Regions from separate parts of the Homo sapiens genome. Here region 1 is linked to region 2. A link is a contact called in ENCODE Hi-C or POLR2A ChIA-PET data. All regions are on one chromosome and are shown on one strand. Each heading gives the region's core, a stretch centred on a gene start or an enhancer-like site at or near the end of the contact. The rest is flanking DNA. Distances are from core to core; before and after follow the strand shown.

Region 1 (3,176 bases), core at 653-3,152, 230 kb before region 2:
ATAACAGCAATGTTCAGGGAACAAGACAGATAACCTTAAACTCTGACCGCTGGTGAGCCGGGCGGAACAGAGCCATATTTCTCTTTTTTCAAAAGCAAATGGGAGAAATATTGCTGAATTATTTTTCTCAGCAAGGAACAGCCCTGAAAGAGAATGCGGCCCTGAGGGTAGGCCTCTAAAATGGCCCCCTTGGGTGTGGCCATCTTCTATGGTCGAAACTGTAGGGATGAAATAAGCCCCAGTCTCCCATAGTGCTCCCAGGCTTATTAGGACGAGGAAATTCCCGCCTAATAAATTTTTGATCAGACTGGTTGTCTGCTCTCAAACCCTGTCTCCTGATAAGATGTTATCAATGACAATGCGTGCCCGAAACTTCATTAGCAATTTTAATTTCGCCCATCCTGTGATCTCGCCCTGCCTCCATTTGCCTTGTGATATTCTATTACCTTGTGAAGCATGTGATCTCTTTGACCCACACCCTATTCATACACTCCCTCCCCTTTGAAAATCACTAATAAAAACTTGCTGGTTTTGCAGCTTGTGGGACATCAAGGAACCTACCGACATGTGATGTCTCCCCCAGATGCCCAGCTTTAAAATTTCTCTCTTTTGTACTCTGTCCCTTTATTTCTCAACCCGGCGGATGCTTAGGGAAAATAGAAAAGAACCTACATGACTATTGGGGGCAGGTTCCCTGATAATCTTCCACTTTAAGGACCTGACATTATATTGGGCCCATTCAGCTAATTCCAGATAATCTCCCCATCTCAAGGTGAGCTGATTAGCAGCCTTAATTGCACCTGCAACCTCAATTCCCCGTTACCATGGAACTAACATATTCACAGGTTCCAGCAATCAGGACATGGACAAATTTAGGCGGGTCCTTATCTGCACTTACCTGCTCTGCCATCTTGGATATGTTACTTGATCTCTCTGTGCCTTGGTTTTCTCATCTATAAAATGGGGATAATGGTTTCTAGTTGATAATTACTTGTAACATGCTTTAAAGAGAGCCCGGAAAAAAAAAAAAGAAAGAAAAGAAAAATAAAAGAACGCCTACACCGGGTGCAGTGGCTCATGCCTGTAATCCTAACACTTTGGGAGGCTGAGATGGGTGGATCACTTGAAGTCAGGAGCTCGAGACCAGCCTGGACAACATAGTGAAACCCCCTCTCTACTAAAAATACAAAAATTAGCTGGATGTGGTGATGCAGACCTGTAATCCCAGCTACTCAAGAGGCTGAGGCAGGAGAATTGCTTGAACCCTAGAGGCAGAGGTTGCAGTGAGCCAAGATAGTGCCACTGCACTCCTGCCTGGGCAATATAGTGAGACTCTGTCTCAAAAAAAAAAAAGGGTGCCTGGTATGTAGGTAAGCACTCAATATATATTAGTGATGTCTCTAGCAGAGAAAATTCGCTTTGGAAGGTCAGGCCGTGGAGGGCACCATGGCACTGTATGAAATGTGCTGGGCTCATCTAGCATATTAAGGATTCAGTGTTGAATAGACGTGAGTGCCCTGCACTGGGCTATTCTTCTTTCACTGGTTTCAATGGTTTCTGATCCAGAAAGGGATAAAATGAAAGAGTTGATCTCTCGGGGCGGGGGGGAACACAAAGAAAAAAGAAAAAAAAAAAACAAGCAAAAAACCAAAACCAGCTGTATAGCAAACCCAAAGCGCTTCATTCTGCAAAATAATGGGACAGGCCAAAATGGTTCCTAAGTCAAAGGGTTTGCCAGAGCCAAGGCAATGTTCTTTAGTGGAAAGCAAGCTCTGGCTGCCAAACAAATCATTTCCTGCAGAATAGGGTACAGCTTGGGGGGCAGCCACCTGTGGGAGGAGAGCCAGCCCAGACACCCCGTGCGGCTCCCCCACGGCACATGGATTCAGCAGGCTACCTCCCCAGCGCGCCAACCACAAAGAAGTAGAGAAGAAAACATCTGTTTTTTCCTCAACATGTTCTCACAGTGTCTACAATATGAGTCATCAAATTGCTTTCGGTTCAGTGACAATTATCCCAAAAGATCCCTTTCTAAGATATAAAACTGAGAAAACTAAACCAATTTAAAAAAAAAAGTTAAACAGGCTTAGAATGTAAACAAAAAAGACTGAAGAATTGGAAATATCTGACAACATTTTCAGGAAGTAAAAGAAAGAGGACCTGTGAATTGAAACGAAGTCAAAAATAAATGCTCAAAGGAGCCTCCTCTGGACTAGACTTCTCTAAAGCTGCAATCTGCTTGTTCTCTAAATTATCACACAGAAATAGGGCAGAACTACTCTTGATAAGAACATCAAAACTTCCAGATTTAATAGCAGCTCAGAAAACCAGTAAATCATAGCCCAATGCTGCAGGGAGGTGTCCAGGGCACATTCACACTATTTGCACACAAAGTTAAAAAGAAGGTCAAGTTTGACCTTCTACCTTCACACAAATATACATCCTAGTATTAAGATTTAGTATATTGTTGATCAAGGACCAAAAAACACACAAAACACACAAAATGTCAAGTTAGAATATTTCTTTTTTTTTTTTTTGAGATGGAGTCTGGCTCTGTCGCCCAGGCTGGAGTGCAGTGGTGTGATCTTGGCTCACTGCAACCTCCACCTCCTAGGTTCAAGGAATTCTACTGCCTCAGCCTCCCGAGGAGCTGGGACTACAAGGTGTGTGCCACCACGCCCGGCTAATTTTTGTATTTTTAGTAGAGATGGGGTTTCACCATTTTGGCCAGGATGGTTTCGACCTCTTGACCTCGTGATCCCAAAGTGCTAGGATTATAGGCGTGAGCCACCACGCCCGGCCGAGTTAGACTATTTCTAGGGAATATGTTTCCAATATTTATCAAGAAATATGAGTTTTAGGCCGGGCACGGTGGCTCACGCCTGTAATCCCAGCACTTTGGGAAGCTGAAGCAGGTGGATTGCTTGAGCCCAGGAGTTCAAGACCAGCCTGGCCAACACGGCAAAACCTGTGGTGGGTATGGTGGCGCGCACCTGTAATTCCAGCTACTCGGGAGGCTGAGGCACGAGAATTGCTTGAACCCAGGAGGCAGAGGTTGCAGTAAGTTGTGATCACGCCACTGCCCTCCAGCCTGGGCAACAGAGTGAGATGGTGTCTCAAAAAAAAAAAAGAAAGAAAGAAATATGAGGCCGAGGCCGAGCATGGTGGCTCATGCC
Region 2 (3,297 bases), core at 117-2,616:
GACCAACACATCCCCAAAACTAACAAACCAATACTTAAAGAGGACCATAAGCATATTCAAGTCTATGAAAGTACTAAAAATCTCACCATTTACAGAAATTTCATCATGAAGATCCTTACACTTAACACCTTAAGGTGATGAGTTTTCACATGACTGTTTTCAAGGCCACAGCCACCACCTTTAATCTAAAAGAGAAGGATAACAGGCTTCATTCTAACAGAAACCACCTTAAGGTTTATTCTCCAGATTTGTATTAAACAGCTGAGCCTCAGCAAGTCAGACCTCCTCACAAAAGATACCATTTCAGACAGGGATAACTTTAAATCATCCTCAGCTCAGCCAATAACAAAGATTCCTAAATCCTAGCGATCCAAAATTCATTTGCCATGTCTCTTTCATCCCTGCATGCCCTAACGAGGATCCACGCTGGTTACAATGACACCTAGTGGCCCCAAATCACACGGGCAAAGACGCTACTCATTTTTATCATTAAAATAATTAGCATTCTGAATTTTGAGTAATTTCTTACCATAGCTGGCTTGTATGTCAACACGTATTCTCATACTTGAACTTCAGAATAAAGCAGGAGGTGAATGTATGTGATGGCACCAACTGTGCTTTCTCATTTCTAGTGACCACTCAGGCCCTGCCTGCACCCACTCTTACTCATGTTAAGGGCTCCATCTATTACTCTGATCCTTCAACCTGGAGCTCTGCTTTTCACCGTCTCTGCAGATGCCAAACAAAGAAAGGCCTCTGGGGGAGGAAAAAAGGCTCGTTGTTAAAACTACGGCTTTCCAGAAGTTTACAATCCTATTGACTCCTATCTGTAAAGCTAAATATGAACTACCGATTGGGGCCGTCCTCAAGACACTCCAAGCGGAATCACGTCTTCACACGTTAACACTCCTGATGCTGAATTAAGAACCACCATCGTCAGAGTCTGCCCGTGCGCGGGCACCGAAGACCCCTGGGCATGACGCTCAGCACACGCGCGGCGGAGGCGCACGGGGCTGCCCAGGTTGTTAGGCGCTCTCCCCCGCAGAAGCCGGCCCTATGACGCCGAGGACGGGCTTGAGCTCTCTCCCTTCACATAGTAACATTTTCTCAACGTTTGGAAAGCATTTTCTCATCCAGTACTTTTAACCCTCCTAACCACCCTATGAGGGAGAAACCGAGATTATCGTCACCACTTCGTCTCTGAGGAAGGGAAGCCAAGTATGTTAGTGTCGTGTCAAGGAAGACCCCGTTTTCCCACCCAGGCAGCCTTACCATCATCACTAAAGGCCTGAGACTGCTCGCCGTGCTCAACACCGACTGGAGTGGCCATGTCTTCCAGCCACGCGGCCGACCTCGAAAAGAACGCGAGACCGCCCCTGCGCGCAAGTCTTCTCGGCAATCTCTCCGGAACTCTCGCGATGTTGAGAAAGGGCTGGTGGGAAATGTAGTTCAAAACTACGGCGGCTGGGGGCTGGCCGCGTCCTCAGCGCGACCCTGGAGCTGGGGGTAAGATGGTGGCCGCCACCAGGGGCAGTGGAGGGTCCGGAGTGGGAAACCAGGCCTGTGAAGAACCACGGCTGTCAGAAAACGAAGCTGGAGGTTCACTTCTGCCAGAAAGTCATTGAGCTTCAACACAGTTTGTCCCTGGTCGAGACTGGGGAAGCACAGAAAGTTCGAGGGGGCAGGGACAGATGAGGAAACCGGGGCTTGGCCGAGTATCTTTGTTAATTGCTCTGCGGATTTTATTTGGGGGAGGATAGGGGCATTTGGGGTGGTTCGCTGGGTTAGTGAAGAGGAGAGATTCCGAGGGAATCGTTCAACCTCCTGCTCAGGTGTTTTTAAGTTTGGGGCGAGGCCGGTGAAGCCGAGGCGCGGGCGGCAAGGAGCGCTGGAGAGCGACGGGGCTCGGCCTCCGCGGCTGCCCAGGGGCCCGGGGCATTCCGAGAAGAGAAAAAAAGGCAAGTGTCACGAGCTGAATTACGAAAAGAACGGAGAATGATGTAACACCCACTGCTCTTCTGAGTGTTATTTTTCAGGCAAACACCTTGGCTTCATTTTTTTTTGTTTCTGGGTTTTTTTGGTTTGTTTTTGAGATAAGGTTTCACCCTGGCACGCAGGCTGGAGTGCAGTGGTGCAATCATAACTTATTGTAGCCTGGACCTCCCGGGCTCAAGTGATCCTCCCGCCTCAGCCTCCTGAGTGGCCGGGACGACAGGCGAGCGCCACCACGCCCAGCTGATTATTTTTATTTTGCAGAGATGAGGTCTCACTATGTTGCCCGGGTTGGTCTCAAACTCCTGGCCTCAAGCAGTCCTCCTGTTTTGGCCTCCCAAAGTGCTGGGATTACAAAGGTGAGCCACTGCGCCCGGTCTGGCTTCGTTTTTGAAATAAAAATAAGGCAAAAACGACATCAACAATCAGGGCCAGAATTTGCACCTATTTGAAAGCTAGTTTAAGTTTGCAAGACCGAGAGCCTTTTCTCCATTCCAGTCTCCCTGTTCTCATCCACCCATTAACAGTGATCTCTGTGGCCTTCGGTGTGGGTTATATTGTCCTGCAGATGGTAATATGTTGCAGATACTTATCTTCAAATTACCACATTTGCTTATGTTTACCTCCTTTCATTTGATTGTAAGCTCTTCAAGAGCAGAAGTCTCTTTTTATTATTATTATTATTTTTTTTTTTTTTTTTTTTTGAGATGGACTTTTGCTCTTGTTGCCCAGGCTGGAATGCAATGGCACGATCTCGGCTCACGGCAACCTCCGCCTCCCAAGCTCAAGTGATTCTCCTGCCTCAGCCTCCTGAGTAGCTGGGATTACAGGCATGCGCCACCACGCCCAGCTAATTTTGTATTTTTAGTAGAGATGGGGTTTCTCCATGTTAGGCTGTTCTCAAACTCCTGACCTCAGGTGATCCACCCGTCTCAGCCTCCCAAAGTGCTGGGATTACAGGCGTGAGCCACCACGCCCAGCCTCTTTTTATTTTTATTTTTTTCTTTTTAATTTCTTAACAGTGCAGGGTTTGGTATTTACCTGCTATGCTCACAGTAAGTCTTCAGCAAATAATCATTAATTCATTCAGCAGTAATTCTGGCCATTAGGTTTCTCTACCTTACCCTTGAAGACACGTTATTTTGTGTAATACTGAAAGGAAGAATGTGTTCTATCCCTGCAAACATAGTTCCTTTCATTTGAGACTTACAGTGGGAATTCTAAGTGTGGAATTTCCCAAAAGCTGCTAGCGGGCTGGTGACCTACTGTAGACAAGATAGTAATGATAGCTAATACTTCATAGCA

Evidence for each region. A loop is a pair of places that touch in the nucleus more often than their neighbours do. ChIA-PET counts read pairs that join two places held with the same protein, here RNA polymerase II (POLR2A). Pooled maps may share reads with other maps.
Region 1: a loop to region 2 is called in a pooled map, with 2.7 times the contacts of the local background. The contact joins the enhancer-like site here to the promoter of SNHG16 in region 2. A Hi-C loop is called at or near these places in 1 of 50 pooled maps. POLR2A ChIA-PET finds 5 or more read pairs at or near these places in 3 of 52 experiments (B cell, HEK293 and naive thymus-derived CD4-positive, alpha-beta T cell).

The regions. Positions count from the first base shown.
Region 1 is chr17:76,790,302-76,793,477 of GRCh38, reverse strand. It overlaps a transcript of MFSD11 not described here. Among named protein-coding and RNA genes, the nearest start is that of LINC02080, 7.2 kb to the left of the region's middle. Within about 2 kb of position 1,902, at least 12 of the 41 ENCODE cell types and tissues checked have a DNase peak (open chromatin) inside an H3K27ac peak, as active enhancers do; they include B cell, where a contact is called at or near this core.
Region 2 is chr17:76,555,833-76,559,129 of GRCh38, reverse strand. SNHG16 (small nucleolar RNA host gene 16) reads right to left here and starts at 1,366. Exons shown (of 3, transcript NR_038111.1): 1 at 1,273-1,366. SNORD1C (small nucleolar RNA, C/D box 1C) reads right to left here and starts at 340; the gene lies at 261-340. RefSeq lists enhancers at 144-945, 1,286-1,545, 946-1,746, 2,236-2,335.